2 separate regions of the Homo sapiens genome follow, and region 2 is linked to region 1. Evidence: chromatin loops called from intact Hi-C (ENCODE). Cell type or tissue: CD4-positive, alpha-beta T cell. All regions are shown on one strand. Links, peaks and the distances in the headings refer to the core of each region. The heading gives the core; the rest is flanking DNA. Region 1 overlaps KSR2 (kinase suppressor of ras 2). Region 2 overlaps PRKAB1-AS1 (PRKAB1, TMEM233 and CCDC60 antisense RNA 1).

Region 1 (8,333 bases), core at 26-8,025:
TTGGGAGGAGTTCCTCTCTGCAGCTCTAGATGGAACAGCCTCTGTGGCCAAAGTGGGAAGCTGCTTAGCAATTGCTGCAGTGAGACCTGCTTTCAGGACATGTGTGTTTTATCCCAGATTCATCTGCTCTTACCTCGAGTCTGGGATCTTAACTCTGCTTGCTTCTTAGTTCAGCCATAGCTAATAAGGCAACGCATTGCTTACAGTAGCCCCAGCAGCATGTCTCTCTGGCTGCTACTTGGCGTCCTGCTCTCAGTACCCCCAGCAGTGCAGGGGCCACAGGCGTGGAAGTCTCAGAACTTCTGCCTACCTCCTCCTAGCCTTGCCTCCCCTAGTACAGCACCTGCCACCAATTTTTATTTTATTTTTAACAACATCATCTATTTTTTGCCACTTGCAGGAGGTCCCATTGTTCAAAATGTGGGTGCTGAGGGTGGGTCCCCACTCTGCAAGCTGATATTTCTCTGTCCAGCTTGGCCCCCGGTGAATGATTAAGAGGGGGCAGGTAGTGTGTGTGTTATGTGGGGTGGTGACCAGTGGGAGGGAATTTAGGCGGATTGGCTTTGCCCTGCAAAAGCCAGCCCTGGATGAAAGCGTGTGTTATTATTGATTTACTTTTCATGAAGGGCTCTTTGGTTCCAAAAAGGCCGGGAGTGATTAGTGCAGGTTAAGTTTGCCTGAATTCTTGCACGGTGGTGCAAGTTAAGTTTGCCTGAATTCTTATTTTGCCCCTTGCTTCTCTTCCTTCTTTTTGGGATTCTTGGTCTTGCATACCCAACTCAAAGCTGCCCTCTCCACATCTCAGCCCCTCAAGACTCATTCATTTAATCAGATCACCCAATGGGAACTGTGATATTTACAACAAATAAAGAACCCATCTCTCATAGGGCCGGGCGGCAAAGCCCCATGCAGTGGTTCTGAGCTCTGCCTCTGTCTGAGCTATCTGGGGACCTTGTTGACAAGAAAAGAGAAGCCCCTGTCCCCAGGAGTGCCTGATTCCGTAGGCTTGGGTTGGGGCTGAAGCTGGGGCTTGGCATGTGTATTTTTAACAAGCTCCCCAGGTGATCTTGCTACAAAGTTTGACAACTTTGAACTGTGCTATGGAAAAATAAGGAAGGGGACAGGCTTGGGGGCAGCCTCCCTCCTTGTGTTTTATCCATGTGACCTTAGGCAAGTTCCATTGTTACTCTGTGCTTCTTTTTCTCATCTCCAAAATGGGAATAATATGGTTCTTAGCCCTTAGAGTGCATATGACAATTAGATAATATTCATAAAGCACTTAGCACATAGTAAGTGCTCAATAAGACTTAGCTATGATTGTGATTATGAATATATTGTATAATAATTTATCAGTAACAGCGTTATTAACACAAAGCAGTAGGCACAGGGCTAGCATATAAAAACTATCAACAAATGTGAGTTTTATTATTATAAATATATAATACAGGTTGAGCATCCCTAATCCAAAATTTAAAAAGTAAAATGTCCCATAATCGGAAAGTTTTTTTTTGAGATGGAGTCTTACTCTGTCACCCAGGCTGGAGTGCAGTGGTGCGATCTTGGCTCACTGCAACCTCCACTTCCCGAGCTCAAGCGATTCTCCTGCCTCAATCTCCCAAGTAGCTGGGATTACAGGCGCCCACCACCATGCCCAGCTAATTTTTGTATTTTTAGTAGAGACAGGGTTTCACCATGTTGGCCAGGCTGGTCTTGAACTCCTGACCTCAAGTGATCCACCTGCCTTGGCCTCCCAATAATCGGAAACTTTTGAGCACTGGCATGACATCACAAGTGGAAAATTCCACACATAAAAACTTAACACAAACTTTGTTTAATGCAACACACTAAAAATACTGTACAAAATTACCTCCAGGTTATGTGTATAAGGTGTATATGAAACATAAATGAATTTCGTGTTTAAACTTGGGTCCCATCCCCAAGATAGCTCATGATGTATAATGCAAAGATTTCAAGACCTGAAAAAAATCTGAAATCTGAAACATGTCTGATCCCAAGTATTTCGGATAAGGGATACTCAACCTGTGTATGTTGCATAATATAAATATTGTTATATATATATAAATATATATATTTCAAATTATATTATGTATTATATATGAATTATCACATATGGGAGATCTATGACTGCTATGATGACATTATACAGTATACATATATAGTATAAATATGACATAATGTATTATTGTGTAAATGTTAAAATTATAAGGATCGTGTAAGGAAGTTATTACTACTGGACCTGCTGTCTAGTAAGTGCTCATTAAATATATAAACCCTTTTTTCTATTGTTTGTAATATCCATCAGCAGTAATAACGTAGAGAAAAGGAAAAACCATCAGCAATAGTGAGACAGCGGAGAGGGGGGCTCTTCCTTCCTGCAGAGGCAGCTGCCTGTGTTCCAGCATTCGGCGGGACTGCCCCAGACTGTTGGGTCCCTCTGCCTGGCCTCAGGGATCCGGTTCTCATTGGGATCCAGGGCTGGGGAGAGAAGGAAGGGCGCCTCTCCCAGGCCTCCAGCCCTCCCTCAGCAGGGGATTTTCTTGTGGATGCAAATTGGCCGGTTACTTGAGACGTTCTCCAGTCAAATAATTCTCTCCCCCGTCAGCTGGGCCGCCAAGCGCCAGGGATGTTATGACAATGGTCGCCCTGGCAACGGCGGGAAGGCGTCGGGGCTGCTGGCTGTGGCTGCCGCGATTTCATTACCCGCACGGGGTCTGCTCACCCGAGAACCTTAATAACACAACCAGGGACCCGGTCCTGCAGGTGCACTGTGCCCGCTTGGAAAAGGACTTGGGATTTATTTTTAGTGGCCTGGCGTTTAACCACCAAGGATGTTGGTTTATTGAAAGACCAAGAAAAATGTATTGAGCACCGACTGTATGCCAGGCACGGATCTGAACGCTGGGGAAATGACAGGCAAAGCCCGTGCTCTCTTGAGCTGACATGATGGGTGTGTGGTGGTGGTGGGGGGGAGGCGTAACCATGGAAACCAATAAACAGGATGATTTGTGAGATAGCAAAGTGCCACCAAGGAAAGAAAGCAGGGCGGCGTGATGGTGGCATTGAGAGGAGCTTGGGCAGAGGTGACACCTGAAGGAACGGAAAGGGCTGTTTATGCCTAAAGCTGACAGAAGAGCTCTCGCCGGTGGGACAAGCAAGTTCAAAGGCTGGAGCTCTTTGCTGCTCATGTGTACCTTTAGGGAGAAGGCAGCGATTATGGGGTGCTGACGGGCAGTCCTGAGGGACACAGAGGGCTCTGGAGCCTGCCTCTTTATGTGTGTGACCATAAGGCCAGCCCTGTTCCATTACTGAGCCTCAGTTTTCTCGTGTGTAAAATGGGCTGAGAGCCAAGCCCCTTCCCTTGGCGCTGCTGCGAGGTTTACACCAGGGATGGTTCTTGCAAGGGCCTGGTCCCTAGAAGGCCCCCATGGTGTCCTGCATTCCCTCCCAGCTTTCACGGACTCCGCTTTCGTTCTTAAAAAAAAAAAAAAAAAATAGCACCTAAGGGGTGAGGATTTGGAGCTCTGTCAAACCCAACGGCCAGGACGTTCCCGGAGGTCTCTGGGTTGGATTTGGGTTTAGATTCGGAGTGAAAAGTTCCCCATTTCACATTAGGGATTTCAGACACAATTATTTTTAGCTCTGTCACATGTCTTGACTTTTTGATTTTTTTTGTTGTTGTTGTTTATGCTGCTAAATTTACCGCCATGCTAATACAGAGTACAGTAATAAGGCGCTGCGGATGCTCGGATGGGCCAAGGCCCGGAAAATTTTCCATCTGTCGTGGAAGGTGCCAGGCTGCCCCCTGGTGTGGAGATGGAAAATTACACCTCCGGGCTCCAGCTCCGTCGGATTTCCGCAACCTGTGATCCCTCTAACCCCAGGCCCAGGGGACCTCATTCTACACCTGGGCAGTGCAGAGTCAGACGGTGGGCTCGGCTTAGATGTGCTATTTCCAAAAGTCCTGTGTTTCTTTATTTGAAGATGGAACCTTTGGGTTTTTTTTTTTCTTCTTCTTCTTCAGTTTGGCTCTGCATGGACTTGAATTGAGGTCGACCTAAATATCAATTAGGCCGCCTGGCAGGGTGAAGCCATACAAAGGCCCTTTTCTAATTGTGCTTCTCAACCGTTGATGGTCTGTTTCAGCAGAGAATCGTGAAGAGAGCACGGGACTGGGAACTAGAGGTCCTGAGTTCAAATCACGATCCCGATGCTGCTTTATCTGTGTGATCACGGGCACAATTCCAGCAATTCCAAGGCCTGGTTTCCCCATCTGTAGAATGATATTTACAATCGGGCCAGGTACTGTGGCTCATGCCTGTAATTCCAGCACTTTAGGAGACCAAGGCAGGAGGATTGCTTGAGGTCAGGAGTTTGAGGCCAGCCTGGGCAACATAGCAAGACTCTACCTTTACAAAAAATGAAAAAATTAGCTGGGTGTGGTGACACACGCTTGTGGTCCTAGCTACTTGGGAAGCTGAGGTGGGAGGATTGCTTGAGTTCAGGAGGTTGATGCTGCAGTGAGCTATGATTGTGTCACTGCACTCCAGCCTGGACAACAGAGCAAGACCCTGTCTCAAAACAAGTTGAAAAAAAAAATCTAACACTCACTTCAGCATTGTCATGATACTCAAGGAACCATTCTGGAAAATAATTTATTTAGAGATGTTGGTAGATTAAGATGAATACCTGAAATTCACCGAGTAGAAGGGTCAGTGCCTTTCCCGCCTTCTGCGGTAAAGAAAGAATCAGCTTTATCTTTTCTGACATTTTGCAGCCAATACTTTTGTGAAATAGAATAAAGATGATTTGCGAGGGAAATGAAATGCAAAAAAACGCAAACAACATCCAGTGCTCACTTTGAAAAAATTAGATTGAATAGACATAAGACTACTCCATCAAATAGCTATAAAAGTATCTAAATGCTCTCTCTTGATTTCTGTGCTTATCCAAAGGTACAGATAAGGCACCTGTCTTCAGGTGCCACCTGAAATAGCCCACCTTAAAGGCAGGGGTGGTGTGTAGTTGATTTTTGTATCCCTTGTTGTCTGTATTTTGAAAGCACCTCAGCCAGGCGCCGTGGTTCATGCCTGTAATCCCAGCACCTTGGGAGGCCAAGGCAGGCGGATCACTTGAGGTCAGGAGTTCGAGACCAGTCTGGCCAACATGGTGAAACCCCATCTCTACTAAAAACACAAAAATTAGCCGGGTGTGGTGGCACGCACCTGTAATCCTAGCTACCGGGGAGGCTGAGGCACGAGAATCGCTTGGACCCGGGAGGTGGAGGTTGCAGTGAGCCGAGGTCATGCCATTGTACTCCATCCTGGGCAACAGAGTGAGACTCCATCTCAAAAAAAAAAAAAAAAAGCACCATGAACATCTTTAAATGAACGAATGAGGCCTTGCTTCTCTTAGAATAAACGTGGAGCTCCCATTATTATTATCTTATGATATGGAACATGGCCTTTTTTTTTTTTTTTCTTTTGAGACAGAATCTCGCTCTGGTGCCCAAGCTGGAGTGTAGTGGTGCATATCGGCTCACTGCAACCTCCGCCTCCCGGGTTCAAGCAATTCTCCTGTCTTAGCCTCTGGAGTAGCTGGGATTACAGGCATGCGCCACCATGCCCTGTTAATTTTTGTATTTTTAGTAGAGATGGGGTTTCACCATGTGAGCCAGGCTGGTCTCAAACTCCTGACCTCAGGTGATCTGCTTGCCTCGGCCTCCCAAACTGATGGGATTACAGGCCACTGTACCTGGCGGGCACATGGCTTTTTAAAAGGCGTCTCTCTTGACTTGGCATCCTTGATGCCCGCACTGAACCCTGGCTGCCCTTCTGTTCTGGTTCCTGCCACGTGGCCTTGTGATTTGCATTTGCACATCTGTCTTCCCTGCCCACTGGGAGCCCCTTCAGGCCTGGACAGGTGCTGACTGCTTTGGAAGCTGCTTGGAAAATGAGCCTATTGTACAAATGAGCCCACAGCCCTTGGAGAGGGGACTGATTGTTGAGGGTGCTGAACCCTGGCTTCTAGAATGGGGTTTCTGCCCTGTGTTTATTGTCCAAGGACCCAGATCCTTCGGCTTGACTGAGAAACTACTTTCATTATGTAATTGTTCAGACAGTAGAGGGATGTTTCTCATGCTTGCCTGATTCTTGGAACCATTAGAGTCCTCAGTGTTTTCACAGATTCCTGGGCTGTCTCCAGATTCACTGAATCAGAATTTCTAAGAGATGGGCCTAGAAATTTGATTTTTTTTTTTTTTTGGAGACAGCGTCTTGCTCTGCTGTCCCTGTGGGACTGCAGTGGTGTGATTCATGGCTCACTGCAGCCTGGAACTCCTGGGCTCAAGGGATCCTCTTGCCTCAACCTCCCCAGTAGCTGGGACTACAGGTGCACAGCACCATGCCTTACTAATTTTTAATTTTTGGTGGAGATGGGGGTCTTGCTATGTTGCCCAGGCTGGTCTTGAACTCCTGGCCTTAAGCGATCCTCCAGCCTCAGCCTCACGAGTAGCAATGTTTGATTTTTAACAGACATCTTCAGTTGAAGCTTATGATTGGAAACTGAGGAAAGAGGGAAATAATGTGAAATTATCTAGTACCTTGGGTGAGCTGCCTAAACCCTGTGGTTCTCTGTTTTCACATTTGTAAATAAGATGGGGTTATTATTGAGGCTACTGTGATGGTTCAGTGAAATAATGTATCAAGTACGTAGCAGAATGCCTGGCATATTTATTTAATGCCTGTCATACTTATTTAATGAGATGGCTGACATTAAGGATGGCCTGTGTGTCTTTATGATTGGCAAATGTCTGATTTTCAAGTGATTTGTAACTTACTATCATATAGGTAATTCAGGCTTATAGAAAAATAAATGGGGAATAGTGGCTTGTGCCTGTAATTGCAGCTATTCAGAAGGCTGAGGTGAAAGGATTGCTTGAAGCCAGGAGTTTGAGACCAGCCTGGGCAACATACCAAGACCCCCTCTCTTAAAAAAAATCCATATCTTATTGAAAAATTATAAGATATAGAAGGACAGAAATAAGAAAATAAATTTCACCTATCATAACCCAGAGATGCAGTTGCCAGCCTTTTTTCTCTTTTCTCTCTCTCTGTGTGCAAATATATATATCTATCTATCTGTATAAATGCATTTTGCATTCAGAAACTAGGGTTATACTATACCTTTTGTTTTGGCTGCTGTGTGGTTTCATCTGACATTTTTTTTTTTTTTGAGACAGGGTCTCATTCTGTTGCCCAGGCTGGAGTGCAGTGGCACGATCTCGGTTTCCTGGTTTACTGCAACCTCCGCCTCCTGAGTTCAAACAATTCTCGTGCCTCAGCCTCCTGATAAATGGGATTACAGGTGTACGCCACCACACCCGGCCATTTTTTGTAGTTTTAGTAGTGACGGGGTTTCACCATGTTGTCCAGGCTGCTCTTGAACTCCTGACCTCAAGTGATCCTCCTGCCTCGGTCTCCCAAAGTGCTGAGACTACAGGTGTGAGCCACCGCGCTTGGCCTGGCGTGACATTCCTTGTGTGTTAATAAGAGTTTGTTAGACTTGGGTTCAAATCCCAGTTTATCCGCTTAGTAGCTTGATGACCTTGGGCAAGTTATTTGACACTTCTAGGTCTCAATTTCTTCCTTTGTACAATGGGGACAGTGATTGGACCCATATCACATTCCTCCAGCGTTGTGGAAAATTAAAGAAGATAATTCATAAAACGTGCTCATTACAGCATTTGGCTCGAAGCATATCCCTGTTAACTGACAGCTACAGTTTTTCTGCAACATTAATCCTGGAAAACTAGGAGAAAGAGCTGCTCTTTCCCAGGATCCCTGTTTGGGAAGCACTGCTCGATCTCTGCCCAACACAGCTTCACACTCTGTGCAGTTTTCTGGGTTTTTCCCTGCTCGGCTGAGTACACTCTTGTTCCCCAAGATGATTCTCATTCCCTTTTGCCTCAAGGGCAAGGCCAGAACTCAAGGCCACTGTCCCCACTTGTCTCCTTTACTCCATCTGCTTCCTAAACTCACTCCTCCCATTTCTAATGTATCATAATTGGAGTACCCCTTGGTTCTAGCTCCTTGGCAAGCGCAGGATCTCAGTCTCTTGGTGACCTGGGAAACACCTCCCCAGAATCCACATCCCCCTTCAACAAGTAGGACATGAGTGTATGGGGTATCTACTGCACAGATAATTTTTTTTTCTTTTCTTTTCTTTTTGAGACAGTGTCTCGCTCCGTCTTGCCCAGGCTGGAGTACAGTGGTGCGATCTCGGCTTACTGCAGCCTCTGCCTCCAAATCCAAGCG
Region 2 (8,333 bases), core at 148-8,147, 1.7 Mb before region 1:
TGATGTACCTTTTTTGACTTGCCAGACTCCGGTGGTGGCTTTCTGTGTGCTCCATCTTTCTCTGCCATTGTTGTCATAGCTGAGTTGTATTGAGTCTTTACTGTAAGCTGGATGCTTTACACAGCCTATTTCACTGAATTTTTTTTTTTTTGAGATGGAGTCTCACTCTGTCAAACAGGCTGGAGTGCAGTGGCGTGATCTCGGCTCACTACAACCTCTGTCTCCCGGGTTCAAGCGATTCTTCTGCCTCAGCCTCCAGAGTAGCTGGGATAACAGGTGCCTGCCACCACTCCTGGCTAATTTTTATATTTTTAGTAGAGAGGAGTTTCCCCATGTTGGCCAGGCTGGTGGTCTCGAACTCCTGACCTCAAGTGATCTGCCCACCTTGGCCTCCCATAGTGTTGGGATTACAGGCGTGAGCCACCAAGACTGGCCCAGGCTATCTCATTGACTCTTTAGTGGTGTTCTCATTTTACAGATGAGATATATAGAAGTGAAGATACCTCTCAAGGTCATACAGCCAATGACAACACAACTAGGATCTGAACTTTCTCAGTCTGACACCTGAACATTCTGTTTTAACCATCACAGTATAACACCACTATTTAACCTTTGGAGGACACAGGCTCTCTTTATACCTCTGGCGTCTCTCAAATAGCCTGGAGCATGGTAGGTGCTCAATGATATGCAAGCTCAGGTTGATGACAAGGTCTCACCTGGCGCAAACATTCTATGAGTTTCCTACCTCCACCTGTCAAACTGCAGCCCTTCTTCTTTCAGTCCCCTTCTCCCACTTGTTACCTCCAGGACTTACCATCTAATCAATATACACTATTCTTCACCTCCTTCCCACCCCTGTTCCCGTGAACACCTTAAAATGATTGTTGAAAATCTTCCCCCGTCACCAGTTTTTCATTTTCACCCCTGTTCCTAGATTATTTTGACTTTGGGGATGAAGATGTCTCTGCCTTGTGAAGGGCTTTGTACTGTGTCATATGTTCTCTGCCTTACCCCCAGCTCCTTAGTGACCCCTGAGTTTCACATCTTTGGGAAGGTTTTAGCAGAGTTAATGTTGCCATTTGCAAGGCACACTGCAGCCTTTTTGTGGAGTTCCAAGTATAACAAATCTGGGTTCTCTTTGGCATGATGACATCTTGCTTGAAAGAGTCAAAGGCTTTCTCTGAGATTTGCAGACGAGGGAGCTATCATTCAAACAGCTATCAAAAGAGCAGATGTTAGTTAAGGGCGAGGCGTGAGAATGATATTGTTATTGGTTTATGCAACTGAGTATTTTCAGCTTCAAGTAGCAGAAAACCCAGACTCAGCTGCTTTGGGCAATGAAGGTTGTATCAACTCACTTCAAAATGTTCCAGCCAAGGTGATTCTCTTGAATCTGCCCCTTGTTGGCAGCAAGGTGCCTGCACAATTTAGTGAAGACACGATAAGTTCCGGGAAAGGACTGTTTTCCTCTGTGCTCTGTGTTTTTTTTTTTTTTTTTTTTTTGAGATAGAGTCTTGTTCTGTCACCCACGCTGAAGTGCAATGGCGTGATCTCGGCTCACTGCAACCTCCGCCTCCCGGGTTCAAGTGATTCTCCTGCCTCAGCCTCCTGAGTAGCTGGGATTACAGGTGCCCACCACACCCAGCTAATTTTTGTATTTTTAGTAGCGATGGGGTTTCACCAGGTTGGCTGGGCTGGTCTCGAACTTCTGACCTCAGGTGATCCACCTGCCTTGGCCTCCCTAAGTGCTGGGATTAAGTGATTGCATGAGCCATTGTGCCCGGCCTCCTCTGTGTTTGTTTTAAGAAGAAACAAACCTTTCTCAGGAGCTTCCCCTTGCAAACCTGGGGTAACATGACCACCTATAAATTAACCCTAGCATGGGGAATGGAATTGCCAATATAGATTTAGACCAATCAAAATTTATCCTGATTCACATGGGAAGGGGTAGACACTTGAACAAAATCAGGACTCCTAGCAAAAGAAGAATGGGAAATGGCTGTTGAATAGCATCCGTGGTGATAGATATAATCCCAAAAGGCAAGCGGGAGAGACTTTTCATCAGAACATTAAAAGTGAATTGGGACAAAGGATGGGGGTATTTCTGGCTTAAGTCATGTGATGGAAGGGACTAGCTCTGTGATGTGTAATAGAAAACCTGCCCCAAGCTCTGAAAGTAGACTTTTTACTTTTAAAAGTCTAAGGTCAAAGGAATGCCTCAGCTCTATTCTCGCCAACCTGTTGGGTCATTGAGGGAACTGTTTGTGCTGGCCTTAGGACACTGAGCTGTGAGCTTATTTTTTATACTATCAGGCTCCACCTTTGCCAGGATGGGCAGTCTCACATCTAAGCCAGCCTCCTGGACATCTTTATTTCCTAGAAGGCAGTGGGGATCTGAGGAATCCTGATGAGTCTAACCCTGATGATGGCTTCTTTTAGTTTCTCTCAGTCATCCGTCCGTCCATCCATCCATCCATCCATCCATCTATCCATCCATGCACTCAAGTATTCATCCATTTATCCACTCAACTGTTCATCCATCCATGCATCCATCCATCCATGCATCCATCCATCCATCCATCCATCCATGCATCCATGCATCCATGCATCCATCCATCCATCCATCCATCCATCCATCCATCCATCCATCCATTCAGTTGATGCCAGAAATGTTATGAGAAATTCTGGGAATACAATAACAAATAAAGCAGATGTAGTCCTTGCCCTCATGAAGGCTAAATCTAGTTGGGAAGACAGATAATAAGTAAACAAACATAAAAAAATTCAGAGCTATTTTGAGACTAGGCCAGAAAGGAATTTGTGCCCTCTCCACTTTTCACTAGTGTGGTTCCTTTGCCCCAGGGTAGTGTGGTGGAGAAAGCTACAGAGTTAAATAGCCAGACCCAAATCTCAAATTACTTGGTGTGTCATGTCTTCAAAATGTGGGTGAGATTTGCTTTGCACATCTCAGAGGATTGCTTTGAAGATCACATGGTGCTAATGGATGTGAACACCCTTCAAAAATGTAAATGGTTTCTAAATTTTATTATCACTAAAGCTCGAGCTCTGATTCCCCCCAAAAGATGACCAATTTGAACCCCAAGACAAGATCCTTTAAGTAGAGAGGCAGTGTAATGTGGTTAAAGCAATATTGCAAAATTTCAAGACGACCACGATTTGAACTCTTGATTAATTGCTTGAAGGCGTGTGACTTGGGCAAGCCACTTCACCTCCTTTAGCTTCAATTTTCTGTCATCTGTAAATGTGAATAAGCATAATAATGCTAGCTTCACAGGATAATTACAAGGAATCAACCAGCAAATGCATATGAATTACATAGTGCCTAGCATAAGGCACTTAGAAAATTTTCATGTTTATTAAATTCTTACTCTACATTATCTTTATCTGACTTCCCCTGGCTACCTCCAGATCCCAAAACAGGGAAGGACACTCAACCTCAGCCATGCAGGTGAAGCTCAGGGACTGAAATGAGCAGTATTGGGTAAAGAGGAAGTGATGCAGGTGTTGTTTTAACATTAGCTTGGGCTTTTATTTTGATATCATTCTTTACAATTGGTCATAGCTTTTGGTCCAGTTCCTCCCTTACCTGCAAACCTTTAAATGAAATGCCAAGGCAGGGTGGTGACAAGAGTCTGGGTATTGGTTTTAATGCACTGGTGTGAACCTTCAGCCTCTTTCCTCCTTCATATAAAGTAGGAAGATAGGAAGTGAAATGACCACCAACATAGCAAATTAATGCAGAAGTTTGTATACGAAGCTCACTATGTCTGTTAAAAAGAAAAAAGGTTACCTACCCCAATTATGTAGCTTTGGGCAGGTTTCCCAACTTTCCTCCACAACACCAGTTTCCTCCACAACAAAGTGGGGGTCAGAGTGATATCTACCTCATGAAACTGTGGTGAGGATAAACTATAATTGAATGCGAAGCACTTAGAACAATGCGTGGTATACAGTAAGCACGCAATGAATGCTTCATTTTAGTTAATTAATTAAAAATGTTTTGCTTATACATGTGAAGAATATCCCTGGAAAGTAATACAAGTTACTGGATACAGTGTGAGTGCCTCTGTAAACCGGAATGGGGGTCTGAGAGTTGGAGGGGGAGGAATACTCACTACTTAGTGGAGATCCTTTTGCACTGTTAAGATTTTTACCCCATGCATACATTCCTTTTCCACAAAAATGACAAAAACTATTCTGAGTAGTGCCAACCCCCCGTTCATCTACATATTTACCATATTACGTTCACCAGTCCTCCCTGTCTCTGTTTTTTGGGGAAGACTAGAACATTCCTCTTCACTCTTAAATTTATCCTCAAGCGGGATCAGCAAACGATGACTGACGGCCCCAATCTGGTCTATGGTCTCTTTTTGTGTGACCTCTAATTTACAGTTAAAAGTTTAAAGGTGTAAAAAAACAGTTTTCACACCTTTAAAGGACTATATAAATAAAAAGAACATGCAACAGATATTTAATATCCAGTCCTTTACAGAAAAAAGCTTCTCTAGCGCACATATAGTTTAAAAAGCTCTCATGTTAACCACTTAGATGGCTTGGTCAGAGCTGTGGGACAGTGACTTCTGGGGACCCAACACCTAGTAGGTGTTCAATTAAGATTATGATGGAGAGGCTAACAAGCAAAAAAATTTCTTCCTGTGGCTCTTCTTAGAACCTGGAAGCTGGGAGGGGATGTGTTGCCTTGTCCTGGTCCCCAGTCTATTTTAGTAGTAAAAGGTCTTCCTTTGTTTGAGTAAACACTCTTTGTCTAAGCAGAAGAGGTCTTGTTGCTGCTGTTTAATACTTGCATTTTTTTTTGGCAGGAAAGTGACATTCTGCTGGAGGGCAGGGTGGGAGAGTAATACTGACAAAGGCCACTAGATGGAGCTACAGCTATGAGAAACAGGCTCAGAAACTGCCAAGCGGGAGGGCGGAGTGAGTCTTGCAATTTCAGATTGCCCCTGACTGGGACAGACAGACTTCAATTTAGACTTGGCTCTCCCACTTACCTGCTATGTGACTATTGGACAATCTTAAGTCTCGATATCCTTCTTTGCAAAATGGGGATTATAATAATGCCCACCTCAGAGGGATGCTGTGAGCATCGAATAAGATAATACTGGAGAAGGCACTCTGGAAACAGTGGAATACAGTACAAATGTGAGCTAATACAATTCATGAAAGCCTCCTCATTAGATGAGCTCAATTCCAAAAGCGCAATAACTCTCGTGACCTCCTTGTTTCATAGCAGAGGGGGCTGGAGGTCGGAGGGTAGGGATGGGGAGGGGGTTCATAGTCAGCTGGACATGCGTACAAAACATTTCTCAGAGTCTCTATTCCATCATCTGCAAAACAGGAGGATATAAGAGCCCTTCTTTGCAGGCTTGTGAAGATGGAATGAGATCATATATGCCAAGCATTTTGCATGAGGTCTGGAACTAAGCAGCCCTTCAGTAAATGTTATTTAAAATTTTTTTTTAATTTCTTTTGAGACAGAGTCTCACGCTGTCACCCAGGCTGGAGTGCAATGCCATGATTTTGGCTCACTGTAACCTCTACCTCCCGGGTTCAAGTGATTCTCCTGCCTCAGCCTCCTGAGTACCTGAGATTACAGGCATGCACCACCACACCTGGCTAATTTTTGTATTTTTAATAGAGACTGGGTTTCACCATGTTGGTCACGCTGGTCTTGAACTCCTGACATCAGGTGATCCGCCCACCTTGGCCTCCCAAAATGCTGGGATCACAAGCTTGAGCCACTGCGTCCAGTCAGTAAATGTTATTTTCTGAGTAGGCTTCTTGATGCTTTTCGTTATTCTGTCCTCAAGACCCCTCTCTCCTCTCCTCTTCTTGCCTCTCTTCCCATTTCTTCCTTTGACCGTCTTGACCTGTGGGATGTTGCTGCTATGTTTCCGTCTCCAGTGCAACCTCCTTTCCTGAGTTATGCATCCCCCCACCTGACTGTCCCTCAGGCATCTCCAACTCAATATGCTTAAAACATAACTCCTCACCTTCTCATTATGAATTTCTTTTCTTCCTGTTCTCCTGGTACATTTAAGGCATCACCTTCCACTCGTGATTCCTGATATTCCTGCCCTCCCACCCCTTACTTATAATCCATCACACCAAGTTCTGTTGATTCTTCTGTTTAGATATCTTTCCAATGAATGTCTTCACCCCTTCTCCACCACCGCTGTTCTCCCCACAATCATTGCCATAGCCTCATCTTAGCTCCTTGTTCCTTGTGAGTGCCATTTTTCTCCCTTGAAAGCAAATGCAATTATTCCCTTCCTCAAAATCCTTCCATGGATTCCTATTTCCAGGCAGATAAAGCCCAAACTTCCTAACATGGCTTATAAGGCATCTGAAAGATCTGGCTTCTACTTCCCTCCCCAACCCCCCTCCTCCCTTTCTCTGTCTTGCACTCCCAATTCGAAATATGGCCCAGCTGGACTTACGTTTAGGTCCTCAAATGACAAATTAAGCTTTTTTTCCTCTCGGCCTTTGCACATGCTGTTCCTTCTGCCTGGAACATTCTTTCTTCCCTCCTTATCTGCCTACCCATCTCTCTCTGGCTAACTCTAGCTCAACTTACAGGTATCAATCACCTCTTCTCAAAAGCCTTTCCTGACGTCTCAGGTATGAGTTAGTCCTCCCCTCCCTCATGTCCACTGGGACCTTTTTGTGCTTGCTTTAATTTGGCACCATTGCACTGATTATCTTGTGTAATTAAATGTCAGCTGTGATGGTCACCTGACATTTGAGATATACATCAATTTGGCTGGGTTCCTGTCCCATGTCTAGTGAGAAGCCAAATGTCCGTTTAAGATTTCTATAAACCTAGAGAGCTCATGTAATAGTAGTCTCTCTAACTTTGACTTCCTGTTCCTACTGTACTCTTTCATTTTTGAGACAGGATCTCGCTCTGTTGCTCAGGCTGGGGTACAGTGGCATGATCATGGCTCACTGCAGTCTTGACCTCCTGGGCTCAAGGGATCCTCCTGCCTCAGCCTTCCGAGTAGCTGGGACTACAGATGGTGCCACCAGCTTTTTTTTTTTTTTTTTTTTTTTTTTTTTTTTTTTGAGACGGAGTTTAATTTTGTCGCCCAAGCCGGAGTACAGTGGTGCGATCTTGGCTCACTGCAACCTCAGCCTCCGGGTTCAAGCGATTCTCCTGCCTCAGCCTCCTGAGTAGCTGAGACTACGGGGGCGTGCCACCATGCCTGGCTATTTATTTATATTTTTAGTAGAGACAGGGTTTCACCATATTGGCCAGGCTGGTCTCGAACTCCACCAGCTAATTTTAAGAACAATTATATTCTGTAGAAATGGGGTCTCACTATGTTGCCCAGGCTGGTGTTGAATTCCTGGCCTCAAAGGATTCTTTCACCTTGGCCTCCCAAAACACTGGCATTACAGGCCTGAGCCACCTTGCCAGGCCCTGAACTCTTTATTGTGTTGAGGGTCTGAGTACCTCAAGCTCTTTTTTTTGCCCCCAAGCAGCCCAGATGTAGAACACAGCGCCTTTTCTTTATTTCTTCAAAACATGGCTCACAGAAGACAGTTGGGTATGTAACAGAAACTACTAAAGGTCCAGAGGGATGAAGAGGGTTGGTTTGCATTGTAGTTCTTAGGGATCCACCAGCCAGCCCTGCCCTGTTTTATCCCCCTGATTGGTTTTCTCCTGAAGTCCCTTCTCACGCTCCTGTTACTCAGCTCCCTTTTCCTCCTCTACCTCCTTTGTCCTTTTTCTTCTTCTTTATTGGCAGCTCCCTCTTACTTCTCTGCTCCTCCCTCACTCGAATTCCTATTTAATACAGAGACCTGTAGGGTCTCTTAATTTTGTAGTTTCTCTGTGGAGTGTATCTTACCTTTGCACCCCAAATAGCTTTTCAAGGTTTACTGTTAAACATAGGGTATCTCTGTGGAGGGACATGGGATGTTACATAATGCCTCTGACCTCCCTGTCGCATTTTATTGACTTCTCTGTTTTTATGTGAACTCCATGATCTCATCTTGGACCATGTGTCAAAAAAGAAGAAATTTTAAAAAATGGCAAACTCCATGAGAACAGAGACCTTGTCTGCCTTGTTCATTGCTGTATCCTTAACACCTAGAACTTGGTTGGTGCATATTGGGCTCTTAATAAATATTCATTAAATGAATAAATGACTGAATAGGTGAATGGATGAGTGTAAGATTGCTTAGACTAAAGAATAATTCAAATTTAACTCTCCTTCCTACTTTTAGATTGCCAGAGGGAGAGATTCAAGCCTAGTCTACATAAATGCTCTGATAATCCAGGCACAAGAGCA

What was found. A loop is a pair of places that touch in the nucleus more often than their neighbours do. Peaks named below come from ENCODE experiments on the same cell type or tissue, not always from the same donor. Only the 100,000 strongest peaks of a DNase experiment are listed, where the experiment ranks them.
Region 2: a loop joins it to region 1, with 9 times the contacts of the local background. A loop is called at or near these places in 4 of 110 quality-filtered maps.

Annotation. Positions count from the first base shown.
Region 1 is chr12:117,870,514-117,878,846 of GRCh38, reverse strand. All of the region lies in intron 1 of KSR2 (kinase suppressor of ras 2), which reads left to right. Among named protein-coding and RNA genes, the nearest start is that of KSR2, 94 kb to the left of the region's middle. RefSeq lists an enhancer at 2,985-3,785. In CD4-positive, alpha-beta T cell, for the core only: a CTCF peak has its summit at 3,825 (motif pointing left); DNase peaks (open chromatin) are centred at 2,656, 3,016 and 3,816; H3K27ac peaks cover 437 bases; H3K27me3 peaks cover 731 bases.
Region 2 is chr12:119,541,779-119,550,111 of GRCh38, reverse strand. The region is part of intron 2 of PRKAB1-AS1 (PRKAB1, TMEM233 and CCDC60 antisense RNA 1); the gene reads left to right. Among named protein-coding and RNA genes, the nearest start is that of TMEM233, 48 kb to the left of the region's middle. In CD4-positive, alpha-beta T cell, for the core only: CTCF peaks have their summits at 4,711 and 4,918 (motif pointing right); a DNase peak (open chromatin) is centred at 4,911; H3K27me3 peaks cover 563 bases.